Regions from separate parts of the Homo sapiens genome. Here region 1 is linked to region 2. A link is a loop called in an ENCODE intact Hi-C map of the cell type or tissue named here. Cell type or tissue: A673. All regions are shown on one strand. Each heading gives the region's core, and the rest is flanking DNA. Links, peaks and the distances in the headings are about the cores only. Region 1 overlaps CDH3 (cadherin 3). Region 2 overlaps DERPC (DERPC proline and glycine rich nuclear protein).

The links. Hi-C counts contacts between places; a loop is a spot of excess contacts. Peaks named below come from ENCODE experiments on the same cell type or tissue, not always from the same donor. Only the 100,000 strongest peaks of a DNase experiment are listed, where the experiment ranks them.
Region 1: a loop joins it to region 2, with 10 times the contacts of the local background. A loop is called at or near these places in 29 of 110 quality-filtered maps.

What each region holds. Positions count from the first base shown.
Region 1 is chr16:68,698,889-68,711,052 of GRCh38, forward strand. CDH3 (cadherin 3) reads left to right here. Exons shown (of 16, transcript NM_001793.6): 16 at 1-1,404. Among named protein-coding and RNA genes, the nearest start is that of CDH1, 32 kb to the right of the region's middle. RefSeq lists enhancers at 783-927, 4,478-4,978, 8,144-8,701, 8,906-9,050, 11,980-12,164, cis regulatory regions at 855, 8,978 and silencers at 5,458-5,752, 8,538-8,832. In A673, for the core only: a CTCF peak has its summit at 5,633 (motif pointing right); a DNase peak (open chromatin) is centred at 5,663.
Region 2 is chr16:69,118,848-69,128,692 of GRCh38, forward strand. It overlaps DERPC (DERPC proline and glycine rich nuclear protein), which reads right to left. Exons shown (of 3, transcript NM_001002847.4): 2 at 2,589-2,646; 3 at 1-1,802. The coding sequence starts at 1,581. The coding sequence ends at 7. CHTF8 (chromosome transmission fidelity factor 8) reads right to left here. Exons shown (of 4, transcript NM_001039690.5): 2 at 2,589-2,646; 3 at 2,206-2,323; 4 at 1-1,802. The coding sequence starts at 2,611. The coding sequence ends at 1,578. Among named protein-coding and RNA genes, the nearest start is that of CHTF8, 8.8 kb to the right of the region's middle. In A673, for the core only: a CTCF peak has its summit at 5,322 (motif pointing left); a DNase peak (open chromatin) is centred at 5,304.

The DNA.
Region 1 (12,164 bases), core at 2,472-10,471, 420 kb before region 2:
CTCCCATTCGGATGGATCTCTGCGTTTTTATACTGAGTGTGCCTAGGTTGCCCCTTATTTTTTATTTTCCCTGTTGCGTTGCTATAGATGAAGGGTGAGGACAATCGTGTATATGTACTAGAACTTTTTTATTAAAGAAACTTTTCCCAGAGGTGCCTGGGGAGTGAACTGTTTTCTAAATAGAAGGTTTATTGGCATCTAACTCACATACCATACCATTCACTTGTTTAACGTTTACAATTCAATGGTTTTTAGAATTTTCAGAGTTCTGCAAAAAGAGTGGGCTCTGTTTACCCTGCTGGCTTCACCCAAGCTTCCTCTCAATGGCAGGGGATACTCAGGGTCAGCTTCCATGCCTAAGTGGGCTCAGGGAGGGGAGACTTGCCCTCCTTTGCAAAGTCAGTTGCTCCATGAGAGAGAACCATTAACCTCTTACCCCAAGGCTGAGCCCCTCCACAGCCCCAGCAAGGTCTCTTCTGGAACAGCGGCTGCCCTCCCTGCAGGACAGTGTGTGACGACTTCCTCTTCTATGCTGGAGGGGTCCCTGTTGAAAGGCAGGGGTTGGGGAACAGCCAGCTCTGCTACTTGCTAGCACATTTTTTTTTTTTTTTTTGAGACGGAGTCTCGTTCTGTCGCCCAGGCTGGAGTGCAGTGGTGTGATCTTGGCTCACTGCAAGCTCTGCCTCCTGGGTTCACGCCATTCTCCTGCCTCAGCCTCCCGAGTAGCTGGGACTACAGGTGCCTGCCACTATGCCCAGCTAATTTTTTTTGAGTGTGTGTGTTTTTTTAGTAGAGACGGGGTTTCACTGTGTTAGCCAGGATGTCTCGATCTCCTGACCTCGTGATCCGCCCACGTCGGCCTCCCAAAGTGCTAGGATTACAGGCTTGAGCCACCGCGCCCAGCGCTGGCACATCATTTAACCTCCAGTTGCCTCAGATTTTACATTTACAAAATGGGGAGTTTTTGTGGAGATTAAGTGAATTAATATCTGGCACATGGTCCATGCAATCTGTTAGTTGGTAACAGCTACCATTTATTCAGTACTTTTAAAGGCCAGACAGGACTTCGATTATTTCCTCTAAATCCTCACAATCACCCTCTGAGGGGACTTTCTCCTTTAAAGAATGGCCACATTGTATTTGTTTTTTTAAATGACATCTGGTCATCATCGAAATCAAGCAAAACAAAATTAAGAGAACCTACCCAAGATGTCAGTGAAATTGGAACATTCCTGACAATACCAGGGCATAAATGCAGGAATCAGGAATAGGCAGCAGTGATAGAACAATTCTGTTTGTGCCCTTGTTAACGTGAAGTTCAAAGTCATCTTTGCAATTAGCCAAAAGAATCTGAAGTGAAGCTGAGGAAATTGCTGATGTTGAAATAAACATTTCCTTCCATGAGGATGACTAATTCTGTAAAGCGTCTCTGCTCAAAGCACAGACCCTGAACCGGAGTTATCGGTGCCACCTGCTGAATCGGAACCTCTAGGCAGGGCCCTGCTGTGGGTTGACAAGCCCTCCGTGGGATGCTCCTGCACACTCAGGTTTGCTGCCAAGACTCTGAAGGATGAGGCCAAGGAGCCTGAAGCCTCAGACTTTGGATGGAGAAACCAAAAGGAAATGAAGTTGGGGCTGGGCACCATGGCTCACGCCTGTAATTCCAACACTTTAAGAGGCTGAGGTGGGTGGATCACTTGAGGTCAGGGGTTCGAGACCAGCCTGGCCTGATCCGCCCGCCTCGGCCTCCCAAAGTGCAGAGTTATAGGCGTGAGCCACCGTGCCCGGCCTACACACACATTTTTGTACTAAAAATACAAAAATTAGCTGGGTGTGGCGCCTATAATCCCAGCTACTTGGGAAACTGAGGCACAAGAATCTCATGAATCCGGGAGGTGGAGGTTGCAGTGAGCCGAGATCACGCCACTGCACTCCAGCCCAGGCGACAGAGTGAGACCCTATCTCAACAACAAAAGGGTATGAAGTCGGATGAGAAAGCTCACCTGTCCTTGGTCCATGGCACCCTCAGGACAAAGCCGCCTCCTGCCTCTCCCACTGAGCTGGGGCCTCAGATTCCCCTCTGCCAGGGCTGTCTTTGCTGACAGGGAGTGTGGGAGGATTGGGTGTCTCTGCTAGCAAACACCTGCTGCCCGTTATCTTCAACTCCCTTCAGAGAAGCCTGGATAAATCAGAAACTCTATCTTCAGCAGAGGCTAATCATGAAACCAAGCAGCCCCTGTTTAGGCTGGCCTTCCTCCCCTGAGATATTTGGAGGAAAAACAGCCTTTCCCAGCCTCAACTGGCCTCGGTGGATGGATGTAGAGTCCCCTGGCAATGGAACCAGTCACCAGCCCCCGAGAGGTTTAGAAAGAATCAGAGCCTGGGCTCTGTGATGGGGACAATATTAAGTCACTCTCTCACTCTGGGCCTGCTTCTCATCTGCAAAACAGAAGCTTAGGACTCTGATCCTTAGTGCCTGTAATAAGTAAAAACATTTGCATTGGTAAGACACCAGCGCTAACCACGCAGAGTGGACACTAACCAGAAACAACTGATGTGCTGGCCATGATGAGGACCATCGGTCCTTTGAATTTTGTGTTTCAACACTTTGGTGTGCCTCCTTCCAGGATCTGTTTCTCCTGTGCATTACACACAATTTTTTTTTTTTTTTTTTTGAGACAGAGTCTCACTCTCCCCCCGGGGCTAGAGTGCAGTGGCACGATCTCAGCTCACTGCAACCTCCACCTCCCAAGTTCAAGTGATTCTCCTGCCTCAGCCTCCCAAGTAGCTGGGATTACAGGCGCCTGCCACTATGCCCAGCTATTCTTTTGTATTTTAGTTAAAAAATATTTTTGGGCCGGGCGCGGTGACTCACGCCTGCAATCCCAGCACTTTGGGAGGCTGAGGCGGGCGGATTATGAGGTCAGGAGTTCGAGACCAGCCTGGCCAAGATGGTGAAATCTCGTCTCTACTAAAAATACAAAAATTAGCTGGGTGTGGTGGCCTACGCCTGTAGTCCCCGCTACTTGGGAGGCTGAGGCAGGAGAGTCACTTGAACCCGGGAGGCGGAGGTTGCAGTGAACCAAGATTGTGCCATTGCACTCCAGCCTGGGCAACAAGAGTGAAACTCCATCTAAAAAATATATATATCTATAGATATATCTATAGATAGGTATATTTGGTAGACACGGGGTTTCACCATGTTGGCCAGGCTGGTCTCGAACTTCTGACCTCGACGAGTGATCTGCCCACCTCGGCCTCCCAAAGTGCTGGGATTATAGGCGTGAGCCACTGTGCCCAGCCTACACACATGCTTTGCATTATACCTTTTCATAACATGGCATATTGACTTACTGTCCCCAACACATCCAGTTTGGATGTGTTATTTAATGTCACCACAATCCATAGATATTGGTCATTCTAATTTTTTGCCCTTAACAATGTCAAACAACTTGCAGCATCCACTTGTGCAGATGCTTCAAAGCCAGTCCTGCATTCTACGGTGGGGTCGGGGGCAGGAGATGGGGATCGTGGTCCCGGTTGAGATCAGGGCTTCCTTGAATGTGGGGTTCACTCTTGGATGACTGGCCCTTGAAAGCACCCCTGGCACTCATTCTATTAAGTGATCTTTTCTCCCAGACTTTTAAAAGGCAAAGTCCCAGAATCCAAGTCCAACAGAAAAGAAAAGTGGAGCTTTGGCCAGGTGTGGCTCACACCTGTAATCCCAGCTCTTTGGGAAGCCAAGGCAGGAGGATCACCTGAGGTCAGGAGTTTGAGACCAGCCTGGCCAACATGGTGAAACCCCGTCTCTACTAAAAATATAAAAATTAGCCGGGTGTGGTGGGGCATGCCTGTTATCCCAGCTACTCGGGAGGCTGAGGGAGGAGAATCGCTTGAGCCCAGGAAGCAGAGGTTTCAGTGAGCCGAGATCACGCCATTGCACTCTAGCCTGGGCAACAGAGCATGACTCCATCTCAAAAAAAAAAAGTGGAGGCTTACTGGAAGAAGGGGTCAGGGGTACCCAGAGAGCCTTCTCTCTAGCCTCATCCTCCCAGCTTGTATTCTTATGAACCCCCAAATCCAGAGCATTTTGAAAAGTGCCCCAATCCCTCCCTGACATTTTACAGATGGAAAAAGAGGCTCAAAAGATGGCACTCCCTATGGCCCCTCCAGTGGGGACAGAGATGGGCCAGCGGCCAGGCCTCACTTCATACCATGCCTTTTCCCTCGTCACTGACCCAACGATCTTTTTTTCTTCCCAAAGGGACTAAAGGGGCTACAGATAGGCCCTGTCCCCACAGTGCGCTTTCCCAGTCCCTAGAGAGGCCTGAGGAGGGTGGCATGCTCTCATTCCTAGACAGTTGGTGAGGAGCTGGGGCCCCGAATTCCCGGCCCCCCATTTCTAGGCATGGACCTCACTCACTCACTTCCGGGCCCACAAAGGGACTCAGGGAGAAGACCCAGCCCGGGGACTGCTGGGGGGTGGCCACTCAGGAAAGGGCCCTGAGGCGATGGGCCTGCCATTGAAAGTGTGGGAGCAGTCACCCTGGGAAGCCCCTTTTACAGCCCACACCCTGTGTGTCCAGTTCGAAGCTTGCTGGAGAGCTCCAGGGAACGACTCCCTCCAGGCTAAAGGCAGAACCCACCTTCTGGCCTCCCGTTAAAACAATCCCCCCAGCAGAGTACAAGTTCAAATCCCGGCACTTCTAGGCATGAGGCCCTGGACAAACCACATAACCTCTCTGTCTCCGTTTTCTCATCTAAAATGGGGGAGTAGGCTGGGCATGGTGGCTCACACCTGTAATCCCAGCACTTTGGGAGGCCGAGGCGGGTGGAACACCTGAGGTCAGGAGTTTGAGACCACCCTGCCCAACATGGCGAAACCCCATCTCTACTAAAAATTTAAAAATTAGCTGGGCATGGTGGTGCGTGCCTGTAATCCCAGCTACTTGGGAGGCTGAGGCAGGAGAATCTCTTGAACCTGGGAGGCAGAGGTTGCAGTGAGCCGAGATCGTGCCACTGCACTCCAGCCTAGGCAACAGAGCGAGACTCCGTCTCAAATAATAATAATCATAATTAATAAATAATAAAATGGGCGAGTAAAAGAGTTAATATTGGCCGGGCGCGGTGGCTCACGCTTGTAATCCCAGCAATTTGGGAGGCCGAGGCGGGCGGATCACGAGGTCAGGAGATCGAGACCATCCTGGCTAACACGGTGAAACCCCGTCTCTACTAAAAATACAAAAAAATTAGCCGGGCGTGGTGGCGGGCGCCTGTAGTCCCAGCTACTCAGGAGGCTGAGGCAGGAGAATGGCGTGAACCCGGGAGGCAGAGCTTGCAGTGAGCCGAGATTGCGCCACTGCACTCCCGCCTGGGCCACAGAGCGAGACTTCGTCTCAAAAAAAAAAAAAAAGGGTTAATATCTGTAAGGGCTTGGAAGGGTGCCTGGCGCACAGGATACTGTGTGTTGTCACTACTGTTGTGGTAGTGTAGGGACTCACAAGGCCTGCTAGCGCTCCCTTGGTGGAAACTGCACTTCCCAGCAGGAGGAATTCCCTGAGATTCCCCAACCTGCAGGGAGTGCCTGTGTCAGGTATGATTTCCCTGAAGGCTCTTTCCCCACGCCCAGCAGAGGGCACCATTCACTCAAACCACCACCACAGCGCATAGAACTCCCAGCCCAAGCGCCAGGTCTGCAGGGAGGGAGGGAGAGAGGAAGGGAACAGTGGCACTGGCTGCCACATGCCACACAGGGAGTCAGCTGGGTGGCCGGAACGGCCTTGGACACTGATGAAGACAGTCAATATGGAGTCAGTTACATGTTCTCCCGCCTCACAACCCTGGGGAGAGTTTCGATGGTTCCCTTTTATTTAAAGGAAATTGCAGCCAGGCGTGATGGCTCACACCTGTAATCCCAGCACTTTGGAAGGCCAAGGTGGGAAAAATCATTTGAGCCCAGGAGTTCCAGACCAGCCTGGGCAACATAGTGAGACCCCATCTCTATTAAAAAACAATTTTTTTTGATTCATCTGAGTGTGGTGACACACACCTGTGGTCCCAGCTACTCGGGAGGCTGAGGAGGAGGATCCCTTGAGCCTAGGAGGTCAAGGCTGCAGTGAGCCGTGATTACACCACTGCACTCCAGCCTGGGTGACAGAACAAGACCCTGCCTCAAAAAAAACGAAAAAATGAGAGAGAGGTTAATGGCCACATACGATCAGGAAGCAGCAGAGACAGTTTTGGGGTCTAGATCTCCTTGATTGCCAGGTGGGCTCTTTTTACAATTAAGGATATAAACTCCAGTTGCAGATGGGGCCGTGGGGCAGGCAGGCCGTAGAAGGTGCCCTTCAGGTAATGCTTATGGCTTCCTGCAAGGTGGAGTTGGCCTCACTGACTCTGAGACTCTGTAGCCCTGAAGCACAAAAGCCACAGCATTCCCAGCCACTTCTGGGGTCCCCTTGAGTATGTGGCATCATCTAAGGCTTTTTTATTCATTCGTTTAACAACTTCATTGAGCACCTGTTCTGTGCAAGACACTGGTTTTTTTTTGGAGATACAGTCTCGCTCTATCCCCCAGGCTGGAGTGCAGTGACGCGATCTTGGCTCACTGCAAACCTCCACCTCCCGAGTTCAAGTGATCCTCCTGCCTCAGCCTCCCGAGTAGCTGGGATTACAGGCGCATGCCACCATGCCTGGCTAACTTTTGTATTTTTAGTAGAGACGGAGTTTCACTATGTTGGCCAGGTTGGTCTTGAATTCCTGACCTCAGGTGATCCACCTGCCTCGGCCTCCCAAACTGCTGGGATTACAGGCGTGAGCCGCCGTGCCCAGCCCCAAGACACTGTTCTTGGTGCTAGGGTTATAGCAATGCAGAAAACAGTAAAAAAGCCCAGTGAGCCGGGCGCGGTGGCTCACGCCTGTAATCCCAGCACTTTGGGAGGCCAAGGCAGGTGGATCACGAGGTCAAGAGATCGAGACCATTCTGGCCAACACGGTGAAACCCCATCTCTACTAAAAATACAAAACATTAGCGCGGCGTGGTGGCACGTGCCTGTAGTCCCAGCTACTCGGGAGGCTGAGGCAGGAGAATGGCATGAACCTGGGAGGCAGAGCTTGCAGTGAGCCGAGATCATGCCACTGCACTCCAGCCTGGGGAACAGAGCAAGACTCCGTCTCAAAAAAAAAAAAAAAAAAAGAGCCCAGCACTAACATGGGGGCTGCAGGTAGATATATGTGTAGGGCCCACATACCAAATGTGTCAAGATCGACATCACAAACTCCTAAGTAAAAGATACTCTATCTTTCTACTTGGACAGGTGTATCCTCACAGTGATTGGGAGAGCCAGATTTAAATCTGAATTCACAGACACCTAGAATACTGGGCTAGAGTGTGCCTCCGTGGGGAGGGTGAGTCCCAGCCCAGGAGCAGCGGCCAGTGCCCTGCTCTACCCAGCCCAAGCACCATCCAGCACCACCAGGCTCCTTGTGTGGCACCCCAACCCATGTGTCCCAGCTCCCTCCACTGTCCCCCAGCACAGCATTCCATTGACCACCCCATGGGCCTTGGAGTACACACCTGGGCTGTGCTGGCTGCCTGGGGACAGAACTGGGGAAGGCCTGAGGGACAAAGATGCTGGTTCTAGTAGTCACATTTCCTTTTTTTTTTTTTTTTTTTTTTTTTTGAGACAGAGTCTCACTCTGTTGCCTAGGCTGGAGTGCAGTGGTGTAATCTTGGCTCACAGCAATCTCCGCCTCCCAGGTTCAAGCGATTCTCGTGCCTCAGCCTCCTGAGTAGCTGGGACTACAGGTGCACAACACCACACCCAGCTAATCTTTGTATTTTTTGGTAGAGATAGGATTTCGCCATGTTGGTCAGGCTGGTCTCGAACTCTTGACCTCAAATGATCCGCCTGCCTCAGCCTCACAAAGTTCTGGGATTACAGGCGTGAGCCACTGTGCCCGGCCAGTAGTCACATTTCCTTAGCTCTATGAGGAGGGGCAGAAGGGCAGGGTAGAGGCCCTTGCTGCCCAGTCTAAGGGAGTTTTCAATGAGAAACAGTCCATAAACAAGACAAATCAGTAAAATACGTGGTCTAGTAAAAGTGAAGCATGGAGGAAAATGGAGCTGGGATGGGGCCTAGGGAGGAAGGGCCTGGGGGTAGGGCTCAGTTCTAGGAGCCAGGGAAGGCACTGCTGGGAAGGTGGCATTTGGACAAAGACTGGAGGCTATCAGGGAGCAAGTATGCAGTGTCCTGTCTACATAAAAGGAATGGCAAGGGCTAAGGGTTTAGCAGGTTTCAGCAGGGTTTAGCAGGGAGGCCAGTGTGGCTGGAGCAGAGGGACGGGTTGAGATGGGTCGAGAGTGTGTGCAGAGATGAGGTTGGACAGGTAAGGAGCGGGGGGCCAAGGCGCCCAGTCCTGGGTGTCCTCCTTCACGCCTGGGCTGGAGGCTGAGTTCAGGGCAAGGCCCAGTCCCAGGAGCCCTGAAAAAGGCCTGACTCAGCTCCATCCCGGGGCTGGCAGAACCTGGTTCCTCCTCTGCTGTATCCTCAGTCCCTGAGGATGCGGCAGGGCCTGTCGGGGCCTGTGGGCAGCTGCAGAGCTGGCAGGCGGGAGCTAGGAGATTCCTCTCTCGGGGAACCGGGGAGCCTGTCTGAGAGCGCCCTGTAGTCTGGTAGGGCGGTGGCTAAGACAGCAGCCCCTAAAGGCTGCAGATGTGGGAGTGACTCACCACCCTGGCCTCTCAGTGGGCTGAAAGGAGACCCCTAGGAGGCGATGGTGGAAAAGCACTCAGTGTTTAGCGCTGAGCCTGCAGTGCAGTTGGGGATCGCCAGGTGGTCACTGCCAGCCTTGTCCTCGCTTGGTATTAGGCCCTCTCCAAGTTAGAGGTGGGGTGGGAAGCCACCCCTGCATTCCCTGTACCCACTGCCCAGCAAGCGGCAGGGGTGTGGCGGGCCGGGGAGGAATCTGAGAGGGGCGGGGCGGGTCAGGAATGCCTGGGCTCCGTTCCAACTTCTGTCCCCACTGTTGTCCATCCGGTAAACCACGGCCAGCCCACAGCTGACAGGGCAGGGCGCTGAGACCTCTGTGTGTCCTCCAGGAACCTGACGACCCAGGCACTCCAGGAAGACGATGCCCACTAATTACAAGAATGATAGACTGGGCGCAGTGACTCAAGACTGTAATCTCAGCAGTTTGGGAGGCCGAGGCGGGCCGGTCACTTGAGGCCAGGAGTTCAAAACCAGCCTGGCCAACAAGGTGAAAACCCATGTCTACTAAAAATACAAAAGATAGTGGGGCATGGTAGAGGGCGCCTGTAACCCTAGCTACTCCGGAGGCTGAAGCAGGAGAATCCTTGAACCTGGGAGGTGGAGGTTGCAGCAAGTCGAGATCCCACCACTGCAGTCCAGCCTGGGTGACGAGCAAAATTCCATCTCAAAAAAAAAAAAAAGATAATTAGTAGGACTTGAACAAATTAAGCAGTTACCATGTGCCAGGTAAAACGCTGAAGTTTCACTCCAAATCAAACCACGTTTCCTCAGAGCCTCTGCACTTGCTGTGCCCTCTGCCTGGCATGCCATTCCCCTAGATTTCTCTCGGCTCCCTCACGTCCTTCAGGCATCACCCACATGTCAGCCTGTCAGAGATGCCAGCCCTGAAGGGGACTGCATCCTCCTTAGAATTGCAGCCCTGCACCCCCCAATGCTTTATCTTTTCTGTCTTTCTTTCTTTTCTTTTCTTTCTTTCTTTTTCTTTTTTTTTTTCTTTTTTTTGAGACCGAGTCTCGCTCTGTCGCCCAGGCTGGAGTACAGCGGCATGATCTCAGCTCACTGAAACCTCCACCTCCCGGGTTCAGGCGATTCTCCTGCCTCAGCCTCCTGAGTAGCTGGGATTACAGGCACCTGCCACCACACCTGGCTAATTTTTGTATTTTAGTAGAGACGGGGTTTTACCATGTTGGTTAGGCTGATCTCAATCTCCTGACCTCAGGTGATCCACCCACCTCGGCCTCCCAAAGTGCTGGGATTACAGGTGTGAGCTACCATGCTGGCAGATTTTTGTATTTTTTAATTAGGTACTGGGTTTCACTATGTTGACCAGACTGGTCTCAAACTCCTGAACTCAGGTGATCTGCCCACCTCAGCCTCCCAAAGTGCTGGGAGTACAGGTGTGAGCCACTGCACCCAGCCTATTTGTTGTTTTTCTGGGACAAGGTCTCACTCCATCTACTAGGCTGAGTGCAGTGGTATAATCACAGTTCACTGCAGCCTTGACCTCCTGGATTCAAGCAATCCTCCCACCTCAGCCTGCTGAATAGCTGGGACTACAGGTGTGTACCACCACCCCCAGCTGATTTTTTGTTTTTGGTAAGGAAGGGGTCTCACTGTGTTGCCCAGGCTGGTCTCGATCTGGCTTCAAGCCATCCTCCCTCCTGGGCCTCCCAAAGTGTTGGGATTACAGGCACGAGCCCCTGCACCCGGCGCAGAAGCACTCTTGTCAATTAGAGTGCTGGCAAGCAAGAGAGGCAAGCTCAAAAGGTGACCGGAGAAGGGTTCATGGAGGTGCAGTCTACAGTGGGGTGAGCAGGGTTGCAGGGTCTCCCTCCGTCACCCAGGCTGGAGTACAGTGGCACAATCTCGGCTTACTGCAACCTCTGCCTCCCAGGTTCAAGCGATTCTACTACCTAAGCCTCCCAAGGTGCTGGGATTGTAGGCGCCCTCCACCACGCCCGGCTAATTTTTGTATTTTTAGTGGAGACAAGGTTTCGCCATATTGGCTAGGCTGGTTTCAAGCGACCCACTCACCTCGGCCTTCCAAAGTGCTGGGATTACAGGCGTGAGCCACCGCGCCTGGCCTCCTTTTTCTGTCTCCTTCATTTCTAAAGACGGCACCATCATCAGCCCAGCTGCCCAAACCAGAAACCTAAACACCTTGTCCTCAACTCCTTCCTTTTATTGACTGCCCATGCTGATCATCCATGGAGTCCTCCCAGATATCCTGGAATTCAACCACTTCTGTCCATTCTCCACCACCACCTTTGTCCCAGCCACCAGCACCCCAACTGGGATGGCCACAATGGCCTCTGCGCTGGTTAATTCCCCGTTTCCCCCAGATCCACTCTCTTCCCTTCTTCCCGCTGCTCTGCAACCAGGAGGCAGCCCTAGCTGCCCTGTGTTCTGGATTAGGTTGGTTACATTGGGGGAAGGAACCCACAGGAGATGGGGCGGGAAGGAGGGGAAGTGGCAGTATCCCTCCGCCTGCTCCCTCCCTGCCGGGCTGGGTTTGGCACTGGCTGCGCTCTGCACCCTCTATGGCCACAGCTCCTGTCATGTGGACCCTCTTCCATGGCTCCAACACTCCCTGGGGTCTGAAAGGCAGTTTCTGCACTTGCCCTGTTAGGACTAAGGGCTGCCCTGGCTTCCCATTTGCTAGTCTGAGGATGCCTCGCCATCCCAGCTGGTCACCCTAACCGAGTGGTTCTCAACCAGGGGTAGTTATGCCATCTCAGGGGATATTTGGCAATGTCTGGAGTCATTTGTGGTTGTTACCACTGGAGTGGGGGTGCTACTGGCATCTAATGAGTAGAGGCCAGAGATGTTGCTAAACCCCCTACAATGCACAGGACAGCCCCCACAGCACATGATCCTCCCTCTGAAAAGTCAATAGAGCTTAGATTGAAAAACTATGGCTGGGCGCGGTGGCTCACGCCTGTAATCCCAGCACTTTGGAAGGCCGAGGCAGGCGGATCGCTTGAGACCAGCCTGGCCAACATGGCAAAACCCCGTCTCTACTAAAAATACAAAAATTAGCCGAGTGTGGTGGCGGGCGCCTGTAATTCCAGCTACTCAGGAGGCCGGGGCAGGAGTAATCGTTTGAACCCAGGAGGCAGAGGTTGCAGTGAGCCGAGATTGAGTGACTGCACTCCAGCCTGGGCGACAGAGCGAGATTCTGTCTCAGAAGAAAAAAGGAGAGAAAGAGAAAAAGGGAGAGAGAGAGAGAAAGAAGAAAAGAAGAAAGGAAGAAAGGAGAGAGGGAAGGAGAGAAGGGAGGGGAGGGGAGGAGAGGGGAGGGGAGGGGAAGGAGGGGGGAGGGGGGAGGGGACGGGAGGAAAGGGGAGGGGAGGGGAGGGGAGGGGAGGAGAGAAGGCGAGGTGGCTCATGCCT
Region 2 (9,845 bases), core at 1,501-9,500:
TGGTGTTTAAGGGGGCAACATTCCATTTGGGTACATTGCAGCCATTGGACCCCCTGGTCTGGGGAAAGCAGCTGGGTTTGTGCCAGGGAGGCTCCCCACTCTAGGAAATGGGACGAAACTCTTGCCTGCAGGGCCATTCATCCTTGGAAAGGAAGCTGGGTTGAGACCCAGGGTCCCAGTTGGCCTTGTGAAAGGAGCTGGGTTGATACCCACAGGGCCAGCTGGAGAAGGGCCCAGATGCCCGGCAGCTGGCCTGGGGAAAGTAACTTGACCAGGGCCTAATGGGCCAGTAGACCTTGGGAAGGTAGTTGGACTTGGACCCTGCAGGCCAGTGGCCCTTGGGAAGTTAGCTGGGTTGGGGCCAAGTGGCCCAGAGGCTCTTGGGAAAATGGTTGGATTTGAGCCCTGGAGGCCAGCGGACCTTTGGAAGGTAGCTGGGTTTGATGCCAATGTGCCAGAAGACTGAGAAAAGGCAGATGAACCTGCTCCCCTGGGAAAGGGATTGGCATTTACCCCCATGGGGCCAACTGGCCTTGAGAAATGAGCTGAATTAGGGCCTATGGGGCCAGGAGCCCTTGACATGGGAGATGGATTTGGCCCTGGAAGGCCAATTCCCCGAGAGCTAGGACCCGAGTTTGGGCCCATGGGGCCAGGTACTCTTGCCATGGAGGATGGGCTTGTGCCCATGTTTCCAGAAGCCTGTGAGAAAGAAGCTGAATTTGCTCCTAAAAGACCTGCTGCTCTTAGAATGGGGGCAAGATCGAGGCCTTGAGGTCCAGCCATTCTTAAGTTAAGACCAGATCCTGTGCCCAAGAGGCCACCTGCTCTGGCATCTAGATTAGGGCCTGGGCCCAGGCCACTTGGTCTTGGGTTGGGCCCAAGGCCTGGGCCTGGAAACACACCTGACCTGGGGGCAGGGTTTGTCCCTAAAAAGCCTGATCTCAGATTGGGGTTTGGTCCTGGGCCCAGGCCAACTGGCCTAGGATTGGGAGGACCATTCCCAGAGGTTAACAGAACACCGGCTCTCAGGTTAGGTCCAGATCCAGGGCCCATGGGACCACCACCTCTGGGGTCAGGACCTGCTCCCAGGAGACCACCTGCCCTTGGGTTGGACATAGGACCTGGTCCTGGGAGACCCCCTAACCTGGGGTTAGACAGAGGCCCTGGGCCTGGCAGAGCCCCTGTCCTAGGGTTTAGGGTGGGGCCTGGGCCTGGGCCTGGCCCCAAGAGGCCACCAGGCCTTGGGAAAGAAACTGCACCTGTGCCAGTGGGATTCATCCCTCTTGGAAAAGAAGCCATACTTGGGTCACGAGCACCAGCCGGGAAAGGTGCTGGATTTGAAGCCAATGAGCCTGATGAAGCTGGAAAAGGAGATGGGTTCCTTGGAAATGGGGTCAGATTTCCACCAAGAGAACCGGCCGCCATAAGGAAGGGATCCGAGTTCACACCCAGTGGGTGGCCTGTGTTCAGAACAGGACCCCCCTGTGGTCCCAGGGAACCGTCGAGCCGTCCTCGAGGTGGCAGCGGAGCACGAGTCCAAGGAGTTGGCCGCTCTCTAGGGAAAATCCGAGGTTCTTTCATACTTTCTTGGGGACGCTGGTGATAATGGGCTTGGGGCGGGTTTTGAAAAGGATCTTGTCTTTGATGAGTGCTGTCACCAGGTACCGGGTGCCAGTCTCGCGGCCAAGCTCATCACAGTCCTGATCCCCAGGAGTGTGTTTGACAAGGACTGCAAAAGGTTTCTCCAGGTGGATGATTTTCCCATACAGGATATGATGCCCCACGATCAGCACAGGGATTCCCTTTGGCAGAACAAGAACGAGATTCCTGAGGTTCCGGGGCAAGGCCATAACACTCAGGCGCCTCCTAAAGCTGCTCTTGGCAGGCTATGCTGGCACCTCCAATCCCTGGTCTGGCTCTGCCATTGTTGAGCAGCCACACTGGACCACCCACCCATGTGCCCTTTTTACTTTCTAGCCCCACATAGGAGAATTTCCACTTTCAGAAATGTGAGCTTTCCAGATTCCCCAAAATTAAATTTCCCTGCTACTGCAGAGGTAGGGGGAGAACAAGCAGAGAGCATCGCAGATTAGCTAGGCCTTGAATAACAAACCTGAGGCAGTCCTCACTCTGGGTCCTGGGAGCACCACCTTGGTGTAGCTTGCTTTCCTGAGGCATTAGGCAGGGAAAGAAAAGCCCCCTCACCTCAGTGGTGTAATGTAGGTCTCCCAGGAGGTTTCCAGCTAATCCAGTGCTGTAGCGAGCCTCGATCTCCCCCTGTAGCTCCATCAGCACCCATTCTGCCAGGCCTCCAGCCCTCGCACTGCAAGCAAAGGGCTGGCGGTTACAATATTTTTGAGGGGTGAAGGATGAATAGTGTCCTCACACCACCATTTGAGGCCCAAAGGACCTCTTTGTTGGATGTCAAGTTCTTGGGAAATTGGGCAGTGCTAGGCATGGAACTAGAGATCAGAATGCAAGGATTTGTACAAGATGCACCTAAGGACCCTGATTCTTCCAGACACATGGCACACCTCTATAGCCCTCATCATTTCAAGCCAAATTTTAAAATCTCAAAATGTACTTACCTGGAAATAACAATTTGCACCATGAGCTTTCTGTCTTTAAAAAGCAAGTGAAAACAAGCTGTAGAGAGAAAAAAAGAGATTTAGGGTAATAACAACAACAACTAATAATGACACCTAATGCAACCTCCACCTCCCGGGTTCAATCGATTCTCCTGCCTCAGCCTCCCGAGTAGCTGGGAATACAGGCACCCACCACTATGGCCAGCTAACTTTTTGTATTTTTAGTAGAGATGGGGTTTTTTTTTTTTTTGAGACGGAGTCTCACTCTGTCACCCAGGTTGGAGTGCAATGGCACGATCTCAGCTCACTGCAAGCTCCGCCTCCGGGGTTCATGCCATTCTCCTGCCTCAGCCTCCCGAGTAGCTGGGACTACAGGTGCCCGCCACCACGGCCGGCTAATTTTTTTTGTATTTTTAGTAGAGATGGGGTTTCACCATGTTAGCCAGGATGGTCTCGATCTCCTGACCTCGTGATCCACCCACCTTGGCCTCCCAAAGTGCTGGGATTACAGGTGTGAGCCACCGCGCCCGGCCCTAGAGATGGGGTTTCACCATGTTGGCCAGGCTGGTCTTGAACTCCTGACCTCGTGATTCACCCGCCTCAGCCTCCCAAAGTGCTGGGATTACAGGTGTGAGCCACCATGCCTGGCCGACAACTAATATTTATTACTTACTGTGTGCTAGGTACTTTTCTAAGTCCTTTAGACACATTTTATCTTGTTCCTCTAACAATGCCCTAAGTGGGAATTGTTCTTTTACCAATATTGTACATATGAGATAGGGTTGCTTAAAATCACCAATGGTCAACTGTATGTGCAAAACTAATTAAGATCACATAGCTACTAAGGAAAAGATGATATGAACCGAAGACATACATTGCAAAGACCATACTCTTGCTCACTATGCTGATGTGCCTTTCTTAAGGATATTCTTTTTTTTTTTTTTTTCTTTTTCTTGAGACCAAGTTTCACTTTGTCACCAAATCTGGAGCGCAGTGGCGCCATCTCGGCTCACTGCAACCTCTGCTTCCCGGGTTCAAGTGATTCTCCTGCCTCAGCCTCTTGAGTAGCTGGGATTACAGGTGCATGTCACCATACCCAGCTAATTTTTTTTTTTTTTTTTTTGGGAGGGAGTCTCACTGTGTCACCCAGGCTGGAGTGCAGTGGCATGATCTCAGGTCACTGCAACCTCTGCCTTCCAGGTTCAAGTGATTCTCGTGCTTCAGCCTCCCGAGCAGCTGGGATTACAGGCACACAACCACCATGCCTGGCTAATTTTTGTATTTTTAGTAGAGACGAGGTTTCTTCATGTTGGCCAGGCTGGTCTCGAACTCCTGACTTCAGGTTGGCCACCCACTTTGGCCTCCCAAAGTGCTGGGATTACAGGCGTGAACCACCGCACCTGGCTTAATTTTTGTTATTTTTAGTAGAGATGGGGTTTCACCATGTTAGCCAGGCTGGTCTCAAACTCCTGACCTCAGGTGATCCACCCACCTCAGCCTCCCAAAGTGCTGGGATTACAGGCATTAGCCACCACACCCGGCCTTGATCTCTTGACCTCATGATCCGCCCACCTTGGCCTCTCAAAGTGCTGGGATTATAGGCTTGAGCCACTGCACCCGGCCTCTTACTTTTTTCTTCTTTTGAGACAGGGTCTCACTCTGCTGCCCAAGATGGAGTGAGCAAAATCATAGCTCACTGAGGCCTTTACTGCCCGGGCTTAAGTGATCCTCCTACCTCAGCTTCTCAAAGTGTTGGGATTACAGATGTGAGGCACTGTGCCCAGCCTAGGGTAGTCTATTTCCTACTCTGCATGTTTCTTAAAAAAGCCTATGGAGTTTCTTAAGATTTTACTTTTTTCTTTGGTAATGATGTAAGCTTCAAGTCTACCTCCTTGGTTATCAAGGTTCAAAGGGTCTCCCTTTAAAAATAAAGCCAAGGGGGCCAGGCGCGGTGTCTCAGGCCTGTGTTCCCAGCACTTTGGGAGGCTGAGGCGGTGGGTCACTTGATGTCAGGAGTTCGAGACCACCCTGGCCAACACGGTGAAACCCAGTCTCTACTAAAAATACAAAAATTAGCTGGGTGTGGTGGCAGGCACCCATAATCCCAGCTATTCGGCAGGCTGAGGTAAGAGAATCACTTGAACCCTGGGAGGCAAAGGTTACGGTGAGCCAAGATTGCTCCACCCTGGGCGACAGAGTGAGACTGTCTCAAAAAATCAATCAATCAATCAATAAATCCAAGGGAACTGAGAAAGTCCTCCAACATCTTTAGTGAATGGTAAGCTGACTTCTGATGTGATTCTTATCAAAAGCTTTCACCACCTTTCACTTAGATATGAAAATATCTTAGATAATTAGATAACAGACTTTGGCCGGGAGCAGTAGCTCACGCCTGCAATTCCAGAACTTTGGGAGACCAAAGTGGGTGGATCACCTGAGGTCAGGAGTTTGAGACCAGCCTGGCCAACATGATGAAACCCCATCTCTACTAAAAAAAAAAAAAAAAAAAAAACAAAAAATTAGCTGGGTGTGGTGGCGCACGCCTGCAGTTCCAGCTACTTGGGAGGCTGAGGCATGAGACTCAGTGGAACCTGGGAGATAAAGGTTGCAGTGAGCTGAGATCACACCACTGCACTCCAGTCTACACAGAAGAGCAAGACTCTGTCTCAAAGGGGAAAAAAAAAAAAAGGATAATATGCTTTCATTTTATACAACAGCAGCACCACCTGGTGGCAAACTTGGAGTACTTTGTAAGAACTGGACATTTTTGCCTAAAGACAATTGGCTTCACTTTCTGTGATGCATAGATTCATGGGGGGCTGATAGGATCGGGGATAAAACTACAGCTTCTGGCTAAGTACTGTCAATGTATTATGCAGTTTAGTGGAAGGTTATTAGTTCAATGTTTACCACCTGTAGTATGGAAAGTTAATAGGTATTATAATTGTGCTCAAGCTTAGCAAACACCCGATTAAAATGTTAAACAGATTTTTTTTTTGTTTTTTTGAGATGGACTCTCACTCTGTTGCCCAGGCTGGAGTGCAGTGGCATGATCTCGGCTCACCACAACCTTCACCTTCCAGCTTCAAGTGATTCTCTTGCCTCAGCCTCCTGAGTAGCTGGGATTACAGGCGCCCGCCACCACGCCAGGCTGGTCTCGAACTTCTGACCTGAGGTGATCCACCCGCCTCAGCCTCCCAAAGTACTGTGTTTACAGGAGTGAGCCACCACCCCCAGCCGATTTCTTTAAGAGACAGGTCTTACTATGTTGCCCAGGTTGGTTCCAAACTCCTGAGCTCCAGGGATCCTCCCACATCAGCCTCCCAAAGTGGTGGGATTACAGGCGTGAGACACTGTGCAAGCTTGAGATTTCTTTACTGGTATGTTAATCTTCCTTTTGGATCTGCAGCCTTATAGTATGACTCTACTCCTAGAGCACCAAACACTTTGGGAACATGAAATTGGTCAACTCACTAGACTTTTTTTGAGACAGAGTTTCGCTCCTGTTGCCCAGGCTGGAGTGCAATGGCGCGATCTCGGCTCACCGCAACCTCCACCTCCCGAATTCAAGCAATTCTCATGCCTCAGCCTCCCGAGTAGCTAGGATTATAGGCATGTGCCACCATGCCCGGCTAATTTTGTATTTTTAATAGAGACGGGGCTTCTCCATGTTGGTCAGGCTGGTCTCGAACTCCCAACCTCAGGTGATACGCCCGCGTTGCCCTCCAAAAGTACTGAGATTACAGGCTTGAGTCATTGCGCCCGGCCAACTCACTAGACTTTTTAAATTCAAATATAAGTAGCAGCTAACATGTTTTGAATTTTTACTGTGGAATTTTTACTGTGCATATATATTGGTGGTTTCTCATTCAACCATCATCACAAGTCTATGATATAGGTATTTATTCCTATTTTGCAGATCAGGCTACTGAGGCACACACAGATGAAGTCACTTGCTTGTATGTTGGACACACACAGCTGCTATGTGACAGAGTAGAAATCTGGGCCATCTGACTATCTACACTCATAATCACTACACAATTCTGCCTTCCCAAAGGAAAAAAAGTATTAATGAGAACGAAAAAGAATCAAGGCATCAGGCAGGCATGGAGTATATGCAATAGCTGGTCAGAAGGGCAATATGGAATCAAGAGAGCATCCTTGAATTGAGTCAGACCTTCTGCACCAGCACAGATTGTGGGACCACTGGAAAAGGGGTAATACCCAAGCTCAGAACCCAAACATTTCCAAAAGAGGCCCCACCACTACTCTCAACAGAACTAAAAGCACTTTAAAAATCCTTTTATAAGGTTTCTTGAAGAAGGATAACAATTTAAAATCAGAAGGCCTAAATTTAGCTCTCCTGCCTGTAAGTGTGGACCTCTTTACTGTGTAGTCAAGAACAAGTCACTTTGTGACTATGACACCTAGATTATGTCCTATGAAACTATTGCAAAGACCAAATATAACATCTGCTGAGGTGCTTTAAAGACCCCAAGTTCTATTGAGATGAACTAAGTTTTTTGAGACAGTGAGATAAGAAAATCAGCATTCTGACCCATAATTTTGACAATTTAAGGAATGGTACATTTTAGCCACGAATCAAAAAAAGGCTCAATAATGCACACAGAGAAGGGGCTCTTGCAAATATGCTTTTGAAGATGATGTAGTATATTTTCCTGGATGGGTACAAGTGACAGTAAAATACAGGTGGTTTTAGAGAAGCAATAAGGTGTTCACATAGGTACACGGTATATTCTAGGAAGATCAAGGCAGGGAAGGAGACAGAGCCTACTTCCTGACAACCAAAATCAATCGTTAAGCACTGTGACCATGTGCTTGAGAAAAATGCCGAAATATTTTCAGTGCATTCTCCATTTCCTGGACAGTCTCCTGTTCTGAACAGGAATTCAGAACAATGGTGTCGAAAACACATTTGGTTGCTGGGATGGCACAGCTGTACTTGCATACCAATCCCCCATGCCTCAATAACAATGCACACCTTTACACACTGATGCAGGAGGCTCTGCCTGTGTACATCTATGGCATTACCAGACATCTAGCAATGCTCCTGCAAATAGTTCTGTGGCCCACAGGCCTCAGCATCTTACCACCATGCTCAGTCAGGCTGGTAAAAACTTGTCTTATCCTAGAACTATTGGGATGCTGCAGATGTATGTAGAAATGAAGTTCGAGCCCAGCTTCTAAGAGTTTAGTTCACAGGAACTTACAGACTGCTCTGGCTACAGTTAGGTAATTTATACGCACGTGGGTGTATTTACTACTAGTCAGGAACGTAGAGGAGGGCATCCTTTAGTGAATTTTAAAATTCTACTTTAGCACCTTAAAATATCCTGTAACACCTGAATTCTGTTATTTCTTTTCTTGCTCCTTGAGATTCTACTCCACACAACTGTTTCTAGGGCACAGTAGGTAGGGATTCCTGAGTACTCCCCTGAGGACACACCTGATGGAGGTGGCAGGGAGTATATATTTCATTCAGTGTAGAATTGATTAAAAAGTGTATGAGGCCGGGCGCGGTGGCTCATGCCTGTAATCTCAGCACTTTGGGAGGCCAAGGTGGGCAGATAACCTGAAGTCAGGAGTTTGAGGCCAACATAGTGAAACCCCATCTCTACCAAAAATACAAAAATTAGCCGCGCGTGGTGGCGGGTGCCTGTAATCCCAGCTACTCGGGAGGCTGAGACAGGAGAATTGCTTGAACCTGGGAGGCGGAGGCTGCAGTGAGCTGAGATTGCGCCACCACACTCCAGCCTGGGCAACAAAGAGCAAAACTCCGTCTCAAAAAAAAAAAAAAGCATATGAGAACATGCAACCCAATGTGCCCCCATCCCCTTGAGAGTAGACAGAGTGAGTAGAAAAAAGAGGTGGGGAAGAAGTACAATACAAATAAATCCCTATTAGAAATCACAAGCATAACAATGGAAATTATCTGTATAAGAAGAATATGTCTAAGTCTTCAGTCTCAATTCATTCCAGCAACACTGAAAGACGACTAGAGCAATTTCTAGTTGTTTGTTCTAAGATGGGGCTTGTTTAGAAATTGCAGCTCTATCAAGAGCATCTGAAGGCACGATTTGATGAATACGCTATACATGAAGTCAAGAAACTAAAAGAGAGTCAGTGGAAGAGCTCTCCCGGCAACTTTTTTTTTTTTTTTTTTTTTTTTGTGAGACAGTGTCTCCCTCTGTTGCCCAGGCTGGAGTGCAGTGGCTCGATCTCAGCTCATTGCAACCTCTGTCTCCCAGGTTCAAGTGATTCTCCTGCCTCAGCCTCCCAAGTAGCTGGGACTACAGGCGCCCGCCACCACACCCGGCAACTTTTTGTATTTTTAGTAGAGACAGGGTTTCACCATCTTGGCCAGGCTAGTCTCGAACTCCTGACCTCAAGTGATCTGCCCACCTTGGCCTTCCAAAGTGTTGGGATTACAGGCGTGAACCACCGTGCCCGGCCAAATTTCTCTTTCTTCTTTTTTTGAGACAGAGTCTCACTCTGTCACTCAGGCTGGAGTGCAGTGGCGCAATCTCGGCTCACTGCAACCTCCGCTGCCCAGGATCAGGGGATTCTCCTGCCTCAGCCTCCCGAGTAACTGGAATTACAGGCACCTGCCACCGCGCCTTGCTGATTTTTGTATTTTTAGTAGAGATGGGGTTTCACCCTATTAGTCAGGCTGGTCTTGAACTCCTGACCTCATGATCCACCCGCCTCGGCCTCCCAAAGTGCCAGGATTACAGGCGTGAACCACAGCGCCCGGCTAACTATCTCTTAAGAGCAGAGTTCAACCCCAGATTTGGCTAGGACTAACATGTCTTTCGTTAGGAACAATAATTCTAGGTTGACAAGGTTAACTGCAGAGCCAGGGAGAGACTTCTGTGATGTAGCTTTTCAAAAAGATTTAAATTCATTATATTACAGTGTGGTATCAGACTCACAGGCCACAACTCATGTGTAGCCTTGGAAAGATAAGAAGGTATAAAGAAAACCAAACCTTTCCCTGCAATAAATTATGTATCCTGTCCCCAATCTCATGAGGAGGGAAAAAAGTTTTCTACTTGATCTTTATGGGCCTTCACGCAGCTAAATGAACTAAACAATACATAAATTCTGTATTCCTAAGTTAGTCAAACGACTTTATCTCAGTAAAGGAAACTTTTTTCCCCTCAAAAAGGCACCAGCATTCAAAGAATCAATCCTGACCCACAATGGGAACCCTACCCAAAACTAAAAAGCTTTGGC